Regions from separate parts of the Mus musculus genome. Here regions 1 and 2 are each linked to region 3. Evidence: chromatin loops called from intact Hi-C (ENCODE). Cell type or tissue: left cerebral cortex. All regions are shown on one strand.

Evidence for each region. Hi-C counts contacts between places; a loop is a spot of excess contacts. Peaks named below come from ENCODE experiments on the same cell type or tissue, not always from the same donor. Only the 100,000 strongest peaks of a DNase experiment are listed, where the experiment ranks them.
Region 1: a loop joins it to region 3, with 3 times the contacts of the local background. A loop is called at or near these places in 5 of 42 quality-filtered maps.
Region 2: a loop joins it to region 3, with 3 times the contacts of the local background. A loop is called at or near these places in 3 of 42 quality-filtered maps.

Annotation. Positions count from the first base shown.
Region 1 is chr17:90,625,567-90,633,566 of GRCm38, reverse strand. Nrxn1 (neurexin I) reads left to right here. Exons shown (of 23, transcript NM_020252.3): 10 at 3,299-3,682. Among named protein-coding and RNA genes, the nearest start is that of Gm32337, 170 kb to the right of the region's middle. In left cerebral cortex, CTCF peaks have their summits at 3,484 (motif pointing right) and 4,969; DNase peaks (open chromatin) are centred at 3,486, 4,951 and 5,360; H3K27ac peaks cover 3,156 bases.
Region 2 is chr17:90,888,966-90,896,965 of GRCm38, reverse strand. All of the region lies in intron 5 of Nrxn1 (neurexin I), which reads left to right. Among named protein-coding and RNA genes, the nearest start is that of 4930480K15Rik, 32 kb to the right of the region's middle. In left cerebral cortex, a CTCF peak has its summit at 4,421; a DNase peak (open chromatin) is centred at 4,446; H3K27ac peaks cover 3,019 bases.
Region 3 is chr17:90,806,086-90,814,085 of GRCm38, reverse strand. The region is part of intron 5 of Nrxn1 (neurexin I); the gene reads left to right. Among named protein-coding and RNA genes, the nearest start is that of 4930480K15Rik, 51 kb to the left of the region's middle. In left cerebral cortex, a CTCF peak has its summit at 4,731 (motif pointing left); DNase peaks (open chromatin) are centred at 182, 1,417 and 4,708; H3K27ac peaks cover 2,104 bases.

The DNA of each region.
Region 1 (8,000 bases), 180 kb after region 3:
GGGTTGTCTCCACTTTTCTGGCTATTATAAATAAAGATGCTGTGAATGCAGTTGAGCAATTATCCAATGGGAAAAATCTTCACCAACCCTATATCCCACAGAACTCTAATGTTCAAAATATAAAAAGAACTCAAGAAATTATACACCAGCTAACCAAATAACTAAATTAAAAAGTGGGGTATGGAGCTAAACAGAGAATTCTAAACAGAAGAGTCTCAAATGGCCTAGAAACACATAAAGTCATGGTCAATATCTTTAGTCACCAGTCAATGCAAATCAAAACGACTCTGAGATTCAATCTTATACCCTTCAGAATGGCTAATATAAAAAACTCATGTGATAACATGTGTTGGCGAGAATGTGAAGCAAAGGAACATTCTTCCATTCCTGGTGGGAGTGCAAATTTGTATAGCTTTGGAAAGAAATTTGATGGTTCCTCAAAAAACAGGGAATAGCTATTTTCCAAGACCTCTTGGGCATATACCTAAAAGAGGCTCCACTATACCACAAGACTATATTTTTATCTGAGCACTAATATAACAAGATTGATGTGGCCCCTTGTACTCCTTTACCCTAGAGTTGTGGGTGGGTCTGAGACTGAGGCTTTCTGACTACCAGCCAAACTGAAAATAACTAGTTATTTCCAACTTCAGTGAGAGACCATGCTACAAAGGAACAAGGTGGAACATTGTAGTGGAGTACCTTAATGTCCTGCTCTGGCCTCCATATTATGCACAGTTACAGATACCTATACACACGTGCATACACAACACACACATACTGCATTCATATCACACATAAGCAAATACATAGGGATTCACTGTCTTTGTCTTTCTTTTTCTCTGTTGCTGTCTCTTTTTCTATGCCTCTCTGTCTCCTCTCTTCCCTCTTCCCTCTCCCCTCTCTCCCCTCTCTTCTCTTCTCTCTCTCTCTCTCTTTCTCTCTCTCAGACACACACACATAGACACACACCACATACTCCAGATCTAGTGAGTATTCTAGATATAATATGGAGGCAACAGAGAGTATAACATTGCTCAAGCCAATAAATCCCTGTGTTTGAGAAATGTCTGAGAATTCTCCTTATTTGTGAACTATAATAGTCTGATTCAAAGCAATTTAGTTTTGCCAATTGCTTTTTAATCTTCCTTAGCTGAATTAAGCTTGTTCTATAAATAACAGGGGAATTTGGGCAAAAGCTATTTAAAGAAAAGTATCCCATTTTCCTCATAGTGTTGTATTTTTGTTTGTTTTTTTTTTTTTAGGTTGTTTTTCTCAGATAGTTCCTCTCAGTTACACATATATAACTTTTATCAACTTCTTTTTCCAGGAAGACTTCTTGAATTTTTCCTCCCTCTAGCCTGTTGCTTTCTATGCCTGCCTTTTTGCCTTCTTCTCAAGATATGCTTTCTTCAGCCTATAACTCACATTAACTGCTATAGAGGATAGGGCCCATCTATGCACTTGCTGGTGAGGTATTTTGGACAATATGGGTTACAAAACAATTCTTTTTAAAAGTGAATGTAGTGATCATTATATTAGGTATGAGTCCGCTCACCTCAATATTATGTATTTCATTTTCTATAATTTCCTTTACTATATTTTTAAAAACATTTTTATAGGTTTAATGTGCTTCTGAGAATTTTCTTCTAAACATTGCCACAATTGAGAAGAATATAAATTAGTTCTTTGTCTTTTTCTCTTTTTAAACAGCCTCTATCAAAATTCCCCACCATTCACCTTTCCTGGCAAGACCAAAATAGCAATGTCTATGTTTCTCCCCTGGGAGTTTTTCCATTGCTTTCTGTGAAAGTCTAAAGAGACAAATGTCCCCATAATGACTTGGATAACTGGGCAGTTTCTTTTAGTGGCTTCCATGCCCTTCTCCCTCAGAAAGACAATCCCTTTATGAAGCTTAGTTCAAGATGGTTTCTGCTGCCAGGATTTAACATATTCCTGGGCGGAGAGTGGGGACCTACAGCCTCCTATTCTTAGGTAAATGTATGTTTTCACTAGGGAAAGGCCCTGGTCTTTGGGTTTCTTTGCAAGCAAATGTACTACATGGCTGTACTTGCATTTCCTCCCTGAGCTTTGAGGGCTCCAAAGAAATGCACCGCTATTAACTATTTTCTTACCCTCCTGTCTTTGTCTCTCTCTGTCTCTGCCTCTGTCTCTCTGTCTCCCCCCACCCCTCCTCGCATTATGATTTAAACCGAAACTACAAATGTAGGAGTAATGAGTTCTTCTTGCGGTGTTTTGTGAATATAATTTGCATCATAGAGAAAAATATATTTTCTGAATGATAAGTTACTAGTAGGAATTTTTATGGTCTGACATGTTTAAATTTTTAAAGAAATGTGCTTTCAGTCATTTTTAATGATTCCATATTTTTCTATAATTCTCAATTATTTCCATATGAATGAATATCTGTTCATTTAACACTTGAGCCTTGGAATCATGGATAATTATAAATCAAAAGACTTTTTTTTCAGCTTGTGAGGAAAAGGAAACTATTGATTTTGATAAGTGGTTTGGTTTAAAAGGAAGCAAGTGATTTTTCTTGAATCTTTCACCAAGTGTAAGGCTGAACATTCCTGTTGTTGTTTGATAAAATCCAGAGTCTGATGTGTTTTCTTAAACACACAGGAGAGACTTCTATTATATATGCATAGCTATAAGGAAGCCCAAAGCATAGAAATGAATTCGTATAGTTATGCACTATAAAAAGTTTCATTTGGACTTTGGAAATATTTCAATCAAGCAGAGTAATCAATCAGTCAAAGAATCTTTCCTTGGCTCACAAATTCATACAAATACTCACGCACACATATTTTATATATATATATATTTCATTGTAGAAAATGTCCACTTTTTTATTGTTTAAAGATGACACTACTATTAGTTGTGTATATACTGTGGTTTTTATGGAATCAAATAGGACCACATTAATTGTAATTTGTTTATTTCTAAAGATATATAATCCCATAGATGACTTCATTTTACTTGGAAGTATTAAACATTGAAATAAAAAAAGAAATGACTATACATATCTGTATGTAGAAATAATTAAATATTTTAAAAAGCCATGATTTTGAAACAGGGCAAGGAGAAGTATATGGTTGGGTTTTGAGGGAGGGAAAACAAAGGGGAAATTATGTAATTATATTTTAATTTAAAATAATAAAAAAGTATAAAAATAGAAATGTGTCTTAAGACACTCTACTGAAGAGAGGGAAAGGAGAGAACCAGAGCTCATTGCATGCCTAAACAACTTCATATTCTCTTGTCTTTGTAACAGGTACCATTTCTGTCAACACACTACGCACTCCCTACACAGCTCCCGGTGAGAGTGAGATCCTGGACCTAGATGATGAGTTGTACCTGGGTGGCTTGCCAGAAAATAAGGCTGGCCTAGTCTTCCCTACCGAGGTGTGGACTGCTCTGCTCAACTACGGCTACGTGGGCTGCATCCGGGACCTATTTATTGATGGCCAGAGCAAAGACATCCGGCAGATGGCGGAAATTCAGAGCACTGCTGGAGTGAAGCCATCCTGCTCAAAAGAGACAGCAAAACCGTGCCTTAGCAATCCTTGCAAAAACAATGGCATGTGCAGAGATGGCTGGAACAGATACGTCTGCGATTGCTCCGGAACAGGCTATCTCGGCAGGTCCTGTGAGAGAGGTAGGCTTTCCAAATTCTAGCAACTAGTCCCCTGCAAGAAACATTTACTAACAGAAACATAGCAGCTTCTCGCGAAGTAACCTGTAGTCCACATCCCAAGACCGGCCATAAGTGAAGCACCTTTAATAATTTTCAAATGGCTTGGTTAAGTGTGTCCACTGCTCTGAAAGTGTGATGAGATGTCTGACTCACAGTGGATGCTTCTTCTGTCTGGTTTTCAACTGCTCACGGTTGTACCTACATATCTAATTTTTTTCTCTGCAGACTATGTATAGTCAAACCCCTCAGAAAAATATAAAGGTACCTGATTTTCTCGTCCTCTCTTTTTGCCAGGAGAGGGATGAGTGTTGAAAACAGAATGAGGATTATGTAAACAGCCAGTCTGTAAAGACCCCTGCTCACAGAAAAACAAAGGCTAGCAAGCATAGCCATCAATCAACCCATGACTTTAAATCAATGGTTTAGTGACTACACTCATTGTCACTTATTTTCTATAATAAAACTAAAAATCAATATGGAAAAAAATATCGATGAGTTGCTCCATCAACCTCTCATGGTACAAATAGCATCTGTCCTTGAGGGACTCAACCTAACCATTACCATGCACTTCTCCTAAAGCCATGCACAGTTACTTGGTTTTCTTCAACCTTAAAAATAGTTCTAATTTAACCTAAAAGTTTAAAAGGACAAGGTAGGCATTTATAAACAGTGATTCAGTGATTTTGGTTGTTTTTTGTTGTTGTTGTTGTTGTTAATCTTAAATACATTAGCTTGTCAGCATGATTGCCAACACTAATACTAACAAAATAGCATAATTATACATTAATCCATGTACCAAAATACCATCATTATTATGTCAGAAATTAAACTAGAGAGGTCAATAGATTGCTTCACAACATGTAAACGTAGTCATTCCCCTTATAGGACTACTGAAATAACTGGGAATTAACATTTGAGCCTAGCTGATTTGTCATCCTTTAGCTTGTATGAGTATACTCTTTATAAATTCCTCTTTGCCTTCTCTTTACTAATTAGTTTGTTTATTTTGTTTTGGAAAACTGCCAAGAGAGAGGAACAAATGACATAGCTCACACAGTAAAATACAGTTAGGCACAATGTGAGATTAGCAGACGTCTGTGAATTAAAATTTGGTTTCAATTTTAATCACTCAAAAACATGCCAGTTATCCGGTGCCTCTTGGTTAAGTGCAGCTAGAGAAAGTGTGTAACTCTACTGCCAAATGAATTGCAAAAGCAGCCAGTTAAATATGCATGGTGTACCACCCTGTGGCAATATCCTGCTACTACTTCTGGCAAAATGAAAATAAAAATGTTAGAGCTTTCTGAGTCAGAAGAGAAGAAAGGGAATATTTATATCCTGCAGTAATTAGATGTAGAGATGGAAATCATATACAGATCTCAAATAAAAGTGTAATAGCAAGCATCATCACTAGGATTTAACATACAGTTTTGATTTATGGTTAGCTAGACATTCCTGCAGATCTCTTTGTCTCTAAGTTAGTCATTACTTGAGAATAAAATAGTGGTATCATATTATTTTTGTTCTGAACTAAAACAGCATATTGCAAGAAGATATTTCTCTTCTAGACTGATGTTTTATCCACATGACTCTGCATATCCTGAGAGCAAGAGTGTTATAAGATGGTTGCCAGGCTCAACACCACAGAATAATGTGCCTTCTGTCCAGGTCTCCGCTGTGCCCTAGTTCAGCAAAAACAAGATCGTCCCTGGACCTTTGAGTTTCAAATTCCAGAGGAAATGTTCAACTCTGTATCCTCTCCAGATACAATCACACCAAACTAGGTTGTTAATCATGAAAGTTCACTGTCAATTCGTGAAATAAAATCACACATATAAAGTTTCTGTTTTAACGTTAAAAATAAATTGTTAGAATGTGGTTCAGTCTATATATGCCACATCATAGAATGATACTGCAGTTATGCTTAATTCCACATTATGAAAGCAAAGAAAAATACATCACAAAAATCTCTGTGACTTACAGAGGAAGATAGTATTTTTCTATACATATTGATGATCTAAGAAAGGCTATTGCAGAAATGGTGTCTTGCATAGATATTAACTATTGCATTTTCTTTATGTGTTTTTTAATGTAATGAGTTTTGAAGGTTAGATCACATAAAAATTATTCTCAGAGATAATGTGAAATAAGAGCACTGGTGCCACCAGAGGTCCACTTCATACTTGTTTGTTAACATTCTAACAGATGGAGGGACAGATTTCAGAGCAATATAATTTGGCTCCCTGTCTGATTTTCATCGTTGATCACAATATGTGACTGCCTTTCAGCAAAACTCAGCACAGGTGTACACTTTAGGCTGAAACCAGGAATACTGCAGAAAGCAAATTTATCAAATCTAATGACAAGGGAGAAGGATATAGAGACGACAAAGTTGAAACTTTTTCCTTCCCTGCTGGGAAGAAATGTCTTGGAATTATCCTACGGAAGGACTCTCTTTTGATGTTCCAAATGATAAAATACTTTTTTGCAAATGTTAAAAGATGCTGCCTAATAGCATAACCTTCAAATGTCAGAATGTTGTCTTACATTTATTTGAAAGTTCTAGACTCCAACCTTGTGCATTTTCTATTTCTTGCCAAATTAAACATCAACTCTAATTATGAGGAATCATTTATGCTTTCAGTTGTCATTTATCAAGTTATCTTCACATTGAGACGTATTTGAAATGGCATACTGGGGCACTCAACTTCTATTACTTTACTACTATGCCATTCCTGACTCGTTTTGGACAACAGTAAAGGCTAATGAGCTGAAATTTTTTTCTACTCTGGGTTATAGTTCAAAATATATTTGACTAATTGTTGATTGTATATTTCTAAAAAGATGAGTTTTCAACTTAGTGTTCAAATTGAGCTATTTATAAATAAAAATGAAATTATTTCAAATATTATTATATAATAGAGTAGTTATGCACATTAATTAAGCCAAATAAACAAATAATAGTTTAGTCCTTTTATCTATATGATAGCAAAATAACAAAGCAATCTATAATGGATGTATCACTTTTATTGAATTATTTGTTGGTTTGCATGATTGAACAAAGGTTAGAAAAGGAAAACTAAGTTCAAGTATCACTTTAGATCTCACTGTGACCTCATAGCCATGCTTCAGTTGTTTCTTAGGAAGCTACTTCCAGGTATCTACATTGACTTCTGTCTCTTACAACATTGTTACATGGAGAAACTTTTATTTAATTTGAAATTTTGATAACAGAAAATAAAATAATATATTTTAAGATTACACTTTATATTTTCAGCTATTAGATCTATGAATAACAACAGGTGTAACAGGATAAATAAAACCATTTTGTTTTGAATTTATGAAATTCTTGGGCAAATGGATGTATCTAGAGGATATTATCCTGAGTGAGGTAACCCAATCACAAAAGAAGTCACTTGATATGCACTCACTGATAAGTGGATATTAGCCCAGAAACCTAGAATACCCAAGATACAATTTCTAAACCACATGAAACTCAAGAAGCAGGACTCCCAATGCGTGGATACTTCATTCCTCCCTAGAATAGGGAATAAAATACCCATGGAAGGAGTTGCAGAGACAAAGTTTGGAGCTAAGATGAAAGGATGGACCATCCAGAGACTGCCCCACCTGGGGGGCCATGCCTCCAAACGCAGACACTATTGCATATGCTGGCAAAATTTTGCTGAAAGGACCCTGATATAGCTGTCTCCTGGGAGGCTTTGCCAGTGCCTGGCAAAAACAGAAGTGGATGCTCACAGTCAACTATAGGATGGAACACAGGGCCCCAATGGGGGAGCTAGAGAAAGCAGCAGAGGAGCTGAAAGGGTCTGCAACCCTATAGGTGGAACAATACAAACTAACCAGTACCCCCAGAGCTCGTATCTCTAGCTGCTTACATAGCAGAAGATGGCCTAGTCGGCCATCATTGGGAAGAAAGGCCCCTTAGTCTAGCACACTTGGACTAGGGAAACTTCAGGGCCAAGAAGTGGGAGTGAGTGGGTAGGGGAGGGGGGGGGTATGGGGGACTTTTGGGATAGCATTTGAAATGTAAATGAAGAAAATATCTAATTAAAAAATTTAAAAAACAAAACAAAACTATTTTGTAGTTTCACCTTCAAATTAGACTGATTGATTTTTTTTTTTTTTTTTGGACATTACAAATTTGCTTGGTCTGGTAGTAGACATAATAAATGTTTTATTGCTCTGGGGAGTGTTTATACAAGCTTTGTATCCACATGCCAAAAAGGTCTTTCAGGTGCTTTCAGGGTAGATAGCA
Region 2 (8,000 bases), 83 kb before region 3:
CTGAGCCTGAGCCTGAGCCTGAGCCTGAGCACCGGGGTTGGGCGATGCCTGGGAAATCCAGGCTCTCCTGATTACACTGATGCACATACATAACACAAAGGAGCCTGAGCCTGAGCCTGAGCACCGGGGTTGGGCGATGCCTGGGAAATCCAGGCTCTCCTGATTACACTGATGCACATACATAACAAAACACAGAAGTCTGTGTATTATCACACAGATTAATATAGCCCAACATTTCAACTTAAGAATAAATAATGAGTAGACAATGAAGTTTAAAAACTGGCATATAACTGGAATTTTATGTTCTAATCTAGGTTTTAGAATTTTGTATCTCAGTTCTTATCTCAATTAAAGGTAGATTGATCATTTAGAACAATTTTTTCAAAGGATCATCTTATTCGAAAGATATCTGTAAGTTTTACAATATTCCTTTGCTTGTGAAATTCTATCATCAAATGCAGCTTAACCCTGAAAGAAAAGTAAACAATAAAAATCCTGCAAAACTATGAAAATCATCATTCCTCAAGTCGTTCAAATAAAATTGGCAAATATTTACTCATTTGTGATTGATGATTGCCCCCATGTACTTGTAGAATGCATAACCCACGCCTGGAAGATGGCTAAGTGCTTAGCAGCACATACTCTTTCAAATGACCTGAATTCAATTCTAGCATCCATATGAGGCAGCTAACAACTACCTGTAAATCGGATCTGATGCCTCTGTTCTTTGCAGGTATTTGCATTTCAGTGTATACACACACACACACACACACACACACACACATACAAACGTGTGTGTGTGTGTTTGTATGTGTGTGTGTGTGTGTGTGTGTGTGTGTATATATATATATATATATATATATATTAAGAGTAACTTTAAAAAGCATAAGTCATTCAGATTATCAAAATTAACTATAGAATATCTTAAAAGGAGACAAAATATCATTTTGATATGTTTTGTTTACTCTCTTGATTATGCCTCAGTTTGTTAACAAACACAACCAGGTATCACCCTTCTCAGTAAGGAGCCATGTAAATTCACTAATTAGATAACATAACCAATTCGATATAAAATATTTTGTCCATTCTTGTACAAGTTCAACTTCAATCATGGGACAAAAGCAGTTCTGGGTTTTGTTTTCATTAGATTGTCTTATTTTCATATCTTTTGAAAGGAACTCTAAAAGCTTAAGGAGAAATATTTTTGGAGTATAGTGGTGCATGCCTTTAATCCCAGCACTTGGGAGGCAGAGGCAGGAGGATCTCTGTGAGTTTGAGGCCAGGATGTTCTACAAAGTGAGTTTCATAATTGCCAGATATGTTACACAGAGATATCCTATCTTAAAAACCACAGATAGATAGATAATTTGACCTATTATTGGTGATATTTTAAATACTACTAGAAAAAACTCTATCATACTTTTAAAATTAAAAATAATCTAGAATTAAAATTGGCTACTTACATTCTATTTATGGTTTTTCTGTAGATTTGTCTTTATAAATGAACATATGGTGAAACTGATTATCTTTTAAGGAAGATACCGGGGAGTTCTATGAATTTTGACAGATGAACACGTTTAAATTATTAACCACAATAAGACAATAATGAAGAAAACAGAGTTCTACAAGATTTCCAAGAGAAAAAGAAAGAAAGGAAGGAAAGAAGGGAGAAAGGAAAGAAGGGAGGAAGGGAAGAAGGAAGGGAGGGAGGAAGGAAGGAAGGAAGGAAGGAAGGAAGGAAGGAAGGAAGGAAGGAAGGAAGGCCTCCTACTATCTCTGTAGATACATTCTCTGCACCACCTAAACAGAGGAATCCACTTTACTATCAACCACACCATAGCTTGTTGTTTTGCGATTTTCACGTAAATGGCATCACATAAATTCCATCATGTTATATGTAATCATTCAAGATGTCTCTCATCATTGCCTTTGAGAGTTATAAATGATGACTTAGCAGTCATTGTTCAATATTCTTTGCAGAGGCATTGTACAATTTGCTTACCTGGTAAAGAATATTTGTATATTGAAGATTGTTTGCAGTGATTGAATGTAATTTTGAATACAACATCTCTAAACACTCATATATGAAACTTTGGACACTGAGTAAATGTCTAAGAGTATGACTTCTAGGGAAGATGGTAAGTGCATGTTTTATTTTGCAGGAAATTGTAACACTGCTTTCTAGGGTATCTGTATCATTTGCACCCCCAACAGCAATGTGTTCTACCATCTCACACCTTTGCCAACACTCACTGTTATCTGCTCTTATTTAATTTTAATTGTTCTGGTTTTATTAAATTTTGGTCTTAATTTACAATTCTTTGTTGGCATGAATTTCTCCTTTATTCATCTGCTCTCCACATACTCTTCTAATGGAATTATTTTCTGAACTTCATTTGTAAATTGAATTGTCAAATTTCTTTATGTTGAGACTAGGGTGTTCTTTAAGTCATCTGCAGCCAAGTCCTTTGTTTGACTCCTGGATGCAAATGAAAATTATTCAATTTTAATCCCTTTACCAGTTTGATTACTATGTTTTCTTCCCATATTATGTTTGCCATAGAACAAAACAACATATGTTGAATATCTGCCACCAGGGTCCCATATTTGTTTGAGATCTGCATTGATGGGTGACCTTGCTAATTTACTGTGATAGTTTTGTCTTCCCAAAACAACCAATCCCTAAGGTGTCCCATTCCTTATCAAATGATCCTCCTGAAAACTCACAACTTCACCTTTGAGAATGGCTTTGTTTCTTTCTCATGTATCAATCCACATTTCTCTTGCTGGTGGCACCATCCCACTCCTGGCCTCTTTATCCTCATGTTGACCTTTCTTATCATACTGGTATCTCTTATTTTTCTGGAGTTAGTAGGCTTGAGAGTCAAAAATAGTATTATTCTGTCCTCTACCAAAAAATGTCCCACGTTTCCACTACCTAAAACTGGTATCCAAACTCGGAGACCTGTATTGAAGGCCTTCTGCTTTCACTGTCTTGTTTCTTTTATCTACCTATTTATTTATCTGTCATGTCTATTTATTTATCTTTTATCTACCCATGACTATATAAGCACTCAGCTGCATTGATGATGCCCCCATTTTTCCCAGCATAACAGTGCTATGAATAGACACAAAAGAAAAATCTCCTGTTCCAGGAGATGAACCATCTAGTTTATGAATCAAACTGTTTTTGTGGCAATAAAATTCACCCAGCAGCCTAGCTATCTTTTGGAATCTTTTTTTATTTTAGGAAAACAGAAATATAGCCATACTTTCTAATAATATTCTATAATATTTTTGTTCAGTACAGAGAGTCAAACATGTTGACATTAGACAACAAAGTCTCTTGAACATATTCAATGTGGCTCAACTAGTTTAGGCAATGTATATAATTTTATAGCTTCCTAATATATCTGGTATCCATTATTCAATCTTGAGATTGATCTACGCTGTCCCGTGTAGCTCTAGATTGTTCTTCTCACTACAGCATCCTTTCCATTGTGGGCTCATTTTATCAGGTTTCTTGATTTAGACATATACATTTAAGGAGTTTCTGGCTTAGTGATATTAGAACCCACATTGCCATGAACACTTTAATGTATAGAATTTTGTGAGCGTATGTAATTTTTTCCACCCTGTGCTTAGGAAAGGAAAACCTAAAATATGGTGTAGGCTGTTCATGAGCTTCTGTGAAGGCTACCAGATGTCAAAAGTGGTGGATTTAATGTAAAATTTAAAAGACCTCTTACAGGAATCTCGTTTGAAAATGGATATATCTTAATGTTAAGTGAACTAAACAGATAAAATTAGAAAGAGACTCTAGGTCACCAAGTCCTGACAGAACAGGCAGTGTTGTTTTCTTGCAATTACAAAGTGGCCAGGGTGTAGGTGGCTTGTGCGGAAATGAGTGTGTTTAAAGACTAAGGTACTGAGCCCAGCTTCTGTACAATAGGTAGTATGTGAAGCAATTCAGCCTAAATTTATTTATTTACTTGTTTGTTTTTTATTTGTCATTTAAAAACATCTGCCTATGGTTTCAAGTGTTTTTAAATTAGCTTAGTTTTGAGTGGGTGCTAATAAAACTACTGTGTGTGACAAGTGATAATAAAGTCCTTGTGTCCTGTTGGCATGTGGATGAGAGTTTATATTATTCAATGGAGAGAATGGGCTTTGTTCATTTTAACAAAATACTTCTCCAAGGCAGTTTGAACCTGCCTCGCTCTCACTGTTAAACCACTGAACTGCCTCAAAATTCCTTTTTACTAGCCTAGATAATTTCTCATAATCCTTACCTGTACATATTTGTAGCTGAACATATTGGAGAGCATAAACAAAAAGGAGCTACTTTTTCCAGTAATGGAGTACAAACCCAGACAATAGTCTGTGCCAATTAGGAGAATCTACAAACAGCTGCTGTGTTCTCAGAGCTCTCAGCACTGCCGCCAACAACTTTCAGAAGAAATGAGCTCATTTTTTCCCTCAGCAGGCAGTATTCTCTTGGTTCCTGTGTGGCCTCCCCTGTAGCAAGTAGCACAGGCTCACATTGTGAGCCTTGCTACTGGCAGACTAAGAAGGTACACAGAACACATTTAATTGGGTTCATTCAGACTCTTGAATCTGAAAACTAAAAGGGTCTGTAAGGAAAAGTTCCATATTATATTACTAAAATTTTAATGAATTTTATAAATGCAAACACAAATTTAGATACAGAAGCCAATAATTTATTAGAGGATGGAAATCTAAAAAGCCCTGCAAAGAGTTTCTTCTCATATATATTTACAGATAGCCTGAGGGTCACCTTTATTGATTTTTAAGAATAATGCCTTTTGGAATAAGTATAGAAGCATATTTTCCCAAAGTGTTTATGAACATACTTGCTATTTGTTTTAATAGTGAGCTAACAAATACTGTCTTTAAAAGAAATGTAGGTGCTATAAATAAATTAAAGCCAAATCTTAAATCTTGACCTTCATGAAATGAGGCACAGAATGGGAAAGTGATAATTGTCTGTTTTCCCTGTAACCATAGCTGTCAAACTGACTTCATGCAGGCACTAGCCTCAGCAGCTTCTTGGAGAATGCTTGGCATTCTTAGCTGAATAAACTGTTACCGAAGTCACTATATGCCAAATCCAGTGACCACTCTTCAGTCTTCATTGTATTTAGTTTGACAAGTCACATAGCTCACAATTTCCCTTTCTTCATGTACTCTTCAATATGTAATTTCTATACTAGCCTTAGACTTTTAGCTGGTTGCTGTAGGGAAGATCTGCAAAGCTGTCTACTGGTATCTGTCACAGAGCAGTCTTGGCTGTGAATTTCTTTTAGGTCTATATTCCATGAATCACAATTGTACAACTGACCCTGCTCCATAGAGAGAGCTCAAGTTGATGTATCTAAACACACAGCTGACATTCCCACAAGAATGTCTTAAGATGCATCTCAGTTTTCAAAATGCCCATCTTTCATTTCCAAATCAGCAGATACTATTAACTTTTATCCCCAGGCTCAAAGTAAATGCCTAGGATTCTAAGCTGGAGAGATGGCTCTAAGGTTAGGAGCACTTGCTTCTTCAGAGGATACAGGGTTGGTTTCAGTACCCAAGTGGTAGTTGACAGTTGTCCATAATTCTAGCTGGAAGAGACCTAATGTCCTCTTCTGACATCGTTGAGCAAAAGGCATGTGTATGGTACACCTATACTCATGCAAAGAACATTCATCCACATAAAATTAAATATGTAGATTTTTAAAAACTAGAATTCATCCTGGATTTCCTGACACACACCTGGAAAATGTCTGTATGCACATATATCCAGCTATTGAACATTGTATAGTTAAGTCTACACACAAACACTTTCCAATTGGTTTGGTCTTTCCATCATCATAGCTTTTGCAGGAATCAGACACTACCACCTGTTAGCAATATAGCTAGAACAGTCACCTAATCTTATCTCCAGCCAAGTTGTTCAGTCTCATCTTCCCATGCCTCCTGCTTGTTGTGGGGACCCAGGTCTCCCCATACCTCCTGCTTATTATGAGGACCCAGGTCTCCCCATACCTCCTGCTTATTATGGGGACACAGGTCTTCCCATACCTTATGCTTGTCATAGGTCCCAGTCTTTCTGACAAGATTTCTGTTTCTTATGTATTGTTCCTATTCAGAAATTTCCTGGGGTTTTTTTTTTCTGTTTATAAAATTGTCTCCAAACAGAATGTAACTATCTCAAATCAAATAGTAACTTTTTCACCTGGATATTCTATAATCCATCTCAACTCTTCCACTATTTTTCTGTAAATAGTGTCAGATCACATAGATATAGGGCTTAAAGCCAAAACACTAACCCCACACACACACTTCAGAAACCAGTGAAATCTGTGCTTACACTCAATTATCTATAAATCAAGGTTTCCATGGCCCCCACTTGGGTTGGAATAATTTACTAAAGTGGTTCATGAAACTCAGGAAAATAACTTACTCGTTTTGTTTTGAAGAACCACTGCAAAGAATACCAACAGCCAGATGAAGAGATGGGCAGAGAGAAAAAGCACTGAAGTTCTACTCACTTTATAGATAAGTCCTCACCATGTGCCAGGTGCCCTGAAATTCTGATAATACAGTTTTAGGGTGAGTTTTGTTATCTAACTATGGTTGGCTAAATAATGTGCATGACTGATCAACTTAAACTCCAGTATCTCTACCTTTAGGGGAAAGATGAAAGTCCCAAATTCTCATCACACCTAAAAATTTTGATTGGCCAACTACCATATTGCAGCTACTTAGGCACAACCCCACCATTCATTAGCATACAAGAAATATCATTTCACTCTTTATTCCAGACTCCAAAGGCTTTTTTTTTAATTTTATGTTAGAAAATGTGGATGAAGAACAAGTGTGTGTGTGTGTCTGTGTGTCTGTGCCTGTGTCTGTGTGTGTTTGTATACTTGTAACATATAAATTAAGCCCACAATGGGTCAGTTAATTTTACCAAGTGAATCAATGAACTATCAGTATACTGGGATTACCTAGAGGAAATATTGGCAAATTATAGAATGGCAAGCCCTAGTTTACCAATTTATTCACTTGTTCTGCAATAGTCTGCCATTTGTACTAGTGCAAACATGTAAGAGGATCTTAGGTGCCTCCTTTAAAACCATAGTAAATGGTGAATGCATCAACTCAGTCTTTATTTTCCAATTAGCCTGATATACATCTACTAGTATTCCTTGCCATTACTCATCTTACTGACGAGAACTTACCTTAAACAGTAAAGTCTTTGGAGGACTAGGTCTTGCTAGTCAACTCTCAGTCCATACTCCTAGGCTGCTAAATTATCTATTTTTACCTGGTGGGCTCCAGAATTTTTTTTTTTGGCCTGAGCCATGGGTTTACGAGAGGCTTCAAGTTGGAAGCATTTATTATCTTATCAAGGAGCTGACCCTTTGACTATGCCTCTGGCCTTAGCATAGTTATATGTTTAGCCCTTAGGCAGGATGTCTATTTTTCTTTTGCTGGATCCTGTTATATTCTATTCTCTGAGAGTCCTACCACTCAGATGCATAATAGTGTTTTAAGAGCAGCTAATTTTATTCTGCAGAGTATGAAATCATAAAATTTAAAACATCGTAAGCATTTTTGGTATTGCTTTTCTCTGCATCTTTATATTTAAATTTGAACAAGAATGAACCAAGGGATAATAGTCAAACTTTTAAGATATTTAAGTCATATAAATATTAAATACCACTTTAATATTTTTACATCTACCGGTTTCTATGTGTCTCTCACACACAGATGTATACTCACTCTAACTGATTTGAATATTATTGACTATAACATTATTTCATGTTGTAGGGTTTTTCTCTATTTGCTCAAAAAATTTGCTTTTCAATTGTTGGAAACAGAACAATTTCTAATAAATGTTTTTCCTGTCTGTACCTGTGATTGCAAGGGGATGGGTCCATGTCTTTTATCTTTGTGTGCCTTGATGTTCTTCTTTATAACAA
Region 3 (8,000 bases):
TTTCACATTCCTTAATGACAAGCATGTTCTCTGCTCTATTCTTGAGACCAGTGTCTCAATGACTGTTTTATTTATTCTGAACTTCCTTTTTCCAAATTGTTCCAAGGCTAGGCAATTGCCAAAGGTTAGGAATTTGTTTCTGGGAATCATCCAAGAGAGTGCTGGAATCAGGAAGAGATGTGATGTGCCAAGAGAGAACAAGTTGTGAGTCTTTTTCTCCATGAAACAAAGAACAGGATTCATTTCCTTCTGGTCTGCCAAATGAAGAAAACCTCAGAAGCCTGCCAGTCTAGAAGAGTTTGTAAGGGATGGGCAGGCCATATCTCAGGATGAACAACTTCTAAGGCCATTGTTGCATCTTCAGATAAGCATAGTAGTTTCCTCAGATAAAGTACATGCATTTTATATTTTAAAACACAGATATGTGTGTGTGTGTTTTAATGCAGATGCTTGCAATCACAAAAATAGGTTTTTTTTAAAGCAGATTTGTGGTAGTTTAAATAAAATAAATGGTAAATTAAAATATCTAAGAATGGCTTGAGAATGTGAAAGATATTTTTTCAATACTGATTCTCAGAAAGCATGAGGCACCTAGATGGATGTCAGATGTTAGTTGTTTTTTTTCTCTTTGAGACTGAGCCATAATGTTTTTCTTTATTGCACTTTCTATATTAGACAGATTTCATGAGTTCAACTTCTGTGAAACAGAAACCAGACATTTGGTGACTATAGTTATCTGAAAAAATATATTGCTCAGAGAATTGAAAAGCTCTATATCTGAATTGAGGCTCTCCTGACTCAAACAGCTAATTATTGTTATTGGCTTACAGGAATTTAGAGTTGGCCTGGCAGTTGGGACTCCAATTTTAATCATTTCCCTGATTAGGCACATTAGTGAGATAGGTGATTCCTGGTAAGGGGCTATCAATTACCGCAGTCTTCAAACTAAGAATGTCCTAATGAAGGAAGCCAAAGACGCCTTGAAAACTCTTTGAGGAATTTGGAAATGGTTTGTAATTTACCATAGAATCATTATTATATTTATCATAATGTTCTGTACTTATGGGGATTAATAGGCCTAAATATGAAAGGATGCTTGCTAATGACATTAACAGGAGCCATAATTATAAAACCTAATTCCCAATAAATTCTTCAACAGTTATTTAGTAATCAGATTTTTTTGAGGTTAAATGAAAATTAAATAGATGCTTTATTTATAGAGACATTAGCAATGCAATGATGCATAGTCACACTCCCTGGTAACCTCATCAGTACCATGTCTAAGCTACAGAAGGCCTCTGGTGGCCACCAGCAGATGGTTGGTATCTACAGAGGCACAAGATGATTTGCAGAGTAAACTACAGTTTCTAAAATGAGAGGCATGCGGGCTCTAGTCTTGGTTGTATTCCAGGAGAAGAGTGATCACTTGCCACCCGCCAACATCCAGCTAGGCTTCTGTGTCTTCATCTACAAGAGAAGGGATTAACTTGAAGATAAGACAAATGATGCTAACAAGATCCTCAATGATATGCATGGTTAGAGGAGTTCACAGCTCCAAAGTAGGTGAAGCTCAGCCATATTAGATTCTCATTGCTCAGTGGCAACTTATCTGGATTCTTGTGGATACAGATGTTTGGAATTCAGGATTTACAGAAGCTTCCTCCATGCTATGCATTGGGAAACATTCTTAGCTTTATTTTGCTTCTGCTTCCTCTTCTGTAACATGGTAGATAAATCTTCCTATCTGGAAAGGCTGTTGTCTGATTTGAATTAGTTAATATACAGATAAATAGGAGATTAGCAAATAGGAGTATTTTATTCCTAATTTTAAACTGTCTTAGTCTTTTTTTTATTGCTATGATAAAATACCGTGGCCAAGGCAACTTGCAGAAAAAAGAGAGAGACTATCTGAAGCTCACAGTTTTAGAGGGCCATGGTCCATAACCATGATGGTGGGAATCATGATAGGTATTGTAGAGCTGTAGCAGCTCCTGACACCTCACAACCTGATCCACAAGAATGAGACAGAGAGCTAACTAGAAATGGCATGGGCTTTTGAAACCCCAAAGTCTGTTCTCAGTAACAAATCTTCTAATCTCCTAATCCTTTCTGAATTATTCCACCTCCTGGGGAGTAAGTATTCAAACAGTTGCGGGTATGTGAGCCATTTTCATTCAAACCACTGAAAGAACATGAAGTATTTGTATTACTACTTTTTAAATCTGTTTAGAAAAGGCTACTTACAAGCAATGAAGTAAAATATATTACCAAATTAAACACACTTCACCTGCTTCAGGAATTACTAAAACATATTCCACCTGCCTAAGGAATTATTAAAAGGTTTTATGAAGAGAAGATGAAATATTAATAGGTAGATCTCAGCAATTTTGACATACAAAGCAAACTTTGAAGTCTACTATCTATTAATATATTGGCAAGAGGACATAGAGCAAAGGAGCAAGACATCCCCCCTGTTGCTACACCCCTCTGTTCAATTTCCTGACCCTGTGTAAATCATTCCCATCTCCTCCCATACCTGATCCTGCCCCCTTTTGCTCTTCCTCCCTCCTCTCTTCCCTTCAAGTGTCTCCCACCCTCTACCTCCTGTGAGTATTTTGTTCTCCCTTCTAAGTAGGACTGAAGCATCCACACTTTATTCTTCCTTCTTCTTGACCTTCATATGGTCTGTGATTTGTATCGTGGGTGTTTCAAACTTTTGGGCTAATATTCACTTGTCAGTGAGTACACACCATGTGTGTTCTTTTGTGAGTGGGATAGCTCACTCAGGATGATATTTTCTAGTTCCATCCTCTGGCCTGTGAATTTCATGAAGTCATTGTTTTAAATCTTGTCCAAGTTAGTTGCCTTTCTGCCACCATATCAAAACACCTGTAAATAGCTAATGCACAAAGAGAGCAAGTTTATTTTGGCTCAGAGTTTTAGAAGCTCTGGCTTGTGACCAATTAACCCACTGCTTTTGGCCCAGTAAGGCAGTAAATCAAGTCAGGAACTTTTATTAAAAACAAACCAACAAACAAACCAAAACCCTTGTCATCTTGTTATCTTATGACCAGGAAGCAGGAGTCATATGGTCCTGAGACCATATTTTCTGCTTCAAGAAAGCCCCACAGTGATCCACAGACCTCCCGTGAGTTGCCTCCTGGTAAGACACCCATCACCTCCCAGTAGCACCACACTAGGGTCAATTTCTTAGCCTTTGGGATTCATTCAACACTTAAACTATACTATAATTAGCATCTACAAAGGAATTTGTAGACCTGAGGATCTGTTTAGAACCTTACATCAGATGTGAAACCATGCTGCTGCCTGTTGGCCTCTCATTCACCTAATACTCTCATTTTCATCCTAACTGTTATACCAGGAAAGTTTTTGCAAAAACACAAGGCTAGGAGCTGAAGAGAGATCTTGGTGACGACCAGACTTCTAATGCCTAGAACCCTCGTAAATACCACACGGGTGCGCTGGCCTCGCTAATCCCAGTGCTCGGAAGGGAGAATCCGTCCACACAGCTAGAATGGCTTGGTCAGTCAGTGAGCTATATGTTCTAGTTAGCAACCTTATCTCAGTATTTGAGTTGGAGAGTGATGAGATGGACACCAGATATATCAACCTCTGGTCTCCACAGATGTGTATTCACTATACAGACTCAGAGGTGTGCGTGCACACACATGGCACGCACACACACACACACACACACACACACACACACACAGAGAGAGAGAGAGAGAGAGAGAGAGAGAGAGCAAGAAGAGGAAGAAATATTGTTAATTTAGTGCCAGTCTCACTGCTTAATGAGACTGTGTGTCAAAAAACAAACATACAAACAAATAGATATGAAATTAGAAAATAAAACAAAAGAAAAAAACTACCAAAAAACCCCCACAAATTACCTTTATGAAGTTCTCAAAGAATAAAAATAATTTTTTAAAATGCAAAATAGAAGTTAGAGGCCCACGGCCTAGGTGTTATTTTTCTAATCCCATGCTACTTAATGAATAATCACATGTGAATGTGTAATGAAAGTGCAGGATCAAATGGCAGGCTCTGTCTTGCCTCACTACCCATGATTCGTCCTGTGGCAGGGGTTACATGGCAGTAGCATTTGGTTAGGTTCATTTTACAGGTGAGCCCGCTTCCTGGAGCATGCCTGCTTTGCTCCTCAGCAAGAAAGCTGAAGAGTCCACAACACAGGGCGTGTCTGTGGCAGATAAGTGGATTTTTTGGAAGTTACATGTTTTTTTTTTTTAATTTTCTATGTGTATGTTATTGTGTGTATGTGTCGCAGACAATATGTATATGCATATAATAGTGGAGGGGACCATTACATCCACCTGGAGGTCAGAAGACACTTAGTACAGTCACTCTTTCCTTCCTATACATCCCAGGAATGGAACTCAGAGACTAGGCTTGTATAGCAAGCAGTTTACAAACTGAGCCATTCCACCCCCACCCCCACCCCCACACCTTCACTCCGGTACCATTTCTGTTGCTTTAAAAAAAAAAAAAAATTTTTTTTAAATTTTGCTTCCCTCACATTTCTTCATCTATCTTCCACAATAAGATATCGATCAGCTCTTGGCATACTCTGTCTCATTTCCAGACATTCTGAGTGGAGCAAAGTAGGATTCTGCCCTTGAAATGTCTCCTCATTGAGAGCTGACTGGTAAACTCTGATGGAGATAACTCGGCCCTGCCCTCTAGTGGAGAGAAGGATACCACAAAAACTTCCAAGCCCAGCTACTGGGAGCACTGTTTAATTTAAAAGTGCTTTTCTAAACTGGTTGCTTAAAACTAAGACCTCATTGTTCATTGATATTATAGGAAGCTTGGTCTCAAGTTCCTCACACCATGAGAATGTAACACTCAGTGAGTCCCTGAGGCAGATTGTATTGTACAATAATCAAGGGACCTGCGTATTAAATTTTATACAGCAACGTTGATGCAGACACCACTAATTTAGATACCACAAAACCACCTTTCAGTAAATAAGTTTCAATGAGACTGCCTTGGCTTCAGGTCACTTTAGTAGTTTCCTTTATCTGAGCAGGGAGTTGGCTGGATGAAGTGTGGAACATTGGTAATAAGAGAGTAAGAGATTGTGTTTCCTCGATAGTCTCACATATCCACGATGTCTCTGTCTGTGTCTGTCTGTCTGTCTTTGCTCTGCTCCTTCCCTCCCTTGTTTCCTCCTTTTCTTCCCATCTGCCTCTTCCTCTCCCTCTTCTTTTACCTCCATACTACATGCATGCTAAGCACATGCTATATTGCCGAGGTAACCTGGAACCCTTAGATAATCTTAATCAATGCATTTCCCTTGACCAACTATTAACTCTCCGTTGAACTTAAGAAGCAGTGATGCGACAAGTCAGACCTAATGAGGAAGGTCAGATTTTAGTACTGCAGTCAACCGAGACATGAGAAGAAAGAATGGGAAAGGGATAAAAGCCGCTTATTAGGAGTGGCACCTATGGAGAAAAAGTTAAGGCAATTGCTTTGAATCTTGGCCAGTTGGCTGTGAGTATAAAAATATCCATAATTTACTGAGCACCTAATGTGGACCACCTACTATGCTAGCCCTTACTGGCATCGCCTCCCTTTAATCTTAACCACAGCTATTTCCTGTCAGGACCCTATCAACTCTGTTTTCTGGAGGAGTCACAGAGGGAGTGAAACATTATCTTGCCTAAGGTTGTAACCTTGCCTAAGGTTGTGGGTGATGAAGCTTCAATATCTCTGTGCCTGTTCAATTCTGAAGCTATTTCCCAAAGCACACACAGATGGGGGATCTCCACCTACAGGGGTTTTCTATTGAGAGGGCAGAATACTCTGCCCCACACTGTGGCTAGGGCAGTGATGAGGGTCTTTCCTTCTCTGTGATTTCATGATCTATTATTGTTTTATTGTTGTAAGATTGGTAGCAAAGACCTTACCCCCATATTACAGACCACTCCCTCAGTGTTTTGTTTTACACATGTTCTTGTGTACCTAGGAAAGAACAACTTTACACTCATAGAATTATAGTCACATTCTAAAACTACAAATACTCATAACAAAAATCCAATACTGACAGTTAATTTAAAAGCTTAATATCTCCAAGTTTAAATTTTGTTTTACAAATATCATTTATGCCTCAAGACCTTTATTTTGTCCCTTATGGAATGGAGGAAAACACTTCCATGAAGACCAACAGGAACGATTGTGAAGTTATATGCAATAATCAGACTTTAATATCTTCAACAAAGAACAACTGCTGCTTTTAAGATATTGTTTTACTACGATTATTATTGCTTTTAAAACTAGAAGCAAAAGTGCCTCCTCAGGTAGCCATGAGAACACACTTACAGTACAAGTTATAAATGAGCAGCTCTGAGTGACAATGCTCATGGCCCAATCTTCTTGCTGACTATGCCAAAAAAAAGAAAAAAGAAAAGAAAAGAAAAAAAAAACACTTGAACGAAAATATCTATTTTTACAAATATATATTCTTGATGCTATTATTCTGTATTTTTATTAATGTAAGAGAAGCTAACTCTTGACAGTACTAATTACTACTTTCTCTAATACACATTACCATGTGACTCTTCTGACTATAAAGACAGGTCTTAGAGCTGGGAAGATGGATCCATCTGTAAAGTGCTTATGCCTGAGGATCTCCATCTGGACCTCTGGCATCCATGTAAAAAGCTGGGTGTGGCAGTGGAGTCCTGCAGTCATAACACTAGTAGGGCAGAGACACATGGCTTTCTGGCCAGATTGACCAAGTTGGTTAACTACAGTTTATATAAGAGGCCCTCTCAGAAAATACAGGGAGGAGAGTGAGAACAACACCTGACATAGACCTCTGGATTCCACATGCATACAAACACACCCATATACAAACATACATGCATACAAAAACGGTGCACACACAAACATACACATACACAAAGCACAACTCATACTTTACAAATAGTACTTTTTAAACTGTGTCAGCTCTTCTCTGGTATTAGAAATATTTGCAAGAGATGTGAAAAAAAATGGGTATAACTGGAAGTAAAGCCCAAGAGTGGGTGAAAATTCCAAACGTGCAATCAGTGGGTCTGTGAACTCCATTCTGTTTAGCCTCTATTAACGGGCAAAACAGGCTTAAAATCATATGTAGATGATCTCAGAAGCTTGTAGATACATCCATTTTCATCCACCTGCACTCTCTCCACATCGTAATTCCGAGAAAGTTGATGTTCAATTCATTGCCACCACTGAATAAAATTCAGAATACAGCAGTCAATTTCTGAACTCTTTCCAAGATAGATTAGCAGTAAGAACAGGATGGAAATCTAGCTTTGCTTTACTTGACAGGAAATGATCCAGGAGAAGAAACTCTGTTGGCTTCTTAAATATCATGTCATGTTCTAGTCAGGTAGACAAGGTTCCAAGGCTCTAAATCTCTTTGTCTTTGCAAAAAATAATTTTAATTAATTAATAAATTAATTAACTGCAAAGTACCCTTCTAGGATTCCTCCGGGAAATGATATGGGAAATATTTAACATTCTCCTGGCTGTTTAATTCTCACCAGGCATTGTCCTGCTCCAAACATTCCACTGCTTCTCACCCCCGTTTCTTAACCAACATAAACTGCTGAACCAAGAACTTATCTCAGTTGAAATATTTTCTGACAAAAAAACCTGCTGACCAGTTCCTTAAATTTAGTTTGCCATCCTTCATTAGTAACTTCTTATTAATTCTATCATTCGAGAATGTACATATTACAATATCAGTAACTTTAAGTACACAGCTCATTAATTCCTAGAAGAAAATCAAGACTCTTATTTAAGTTGTGTGCATTGATAGAAACAGAGACCTAAACTCCATTTCCAAGAGCAATCCATGTCAATCATGTAAAAAGAAGATCCTGTTGCTTCATGGAGTTGACCCATACATTTCTCTGTGTTTTTTCATGTTTTATCTTTTTCTATAATGAAAATATCAGTTTCTTTCC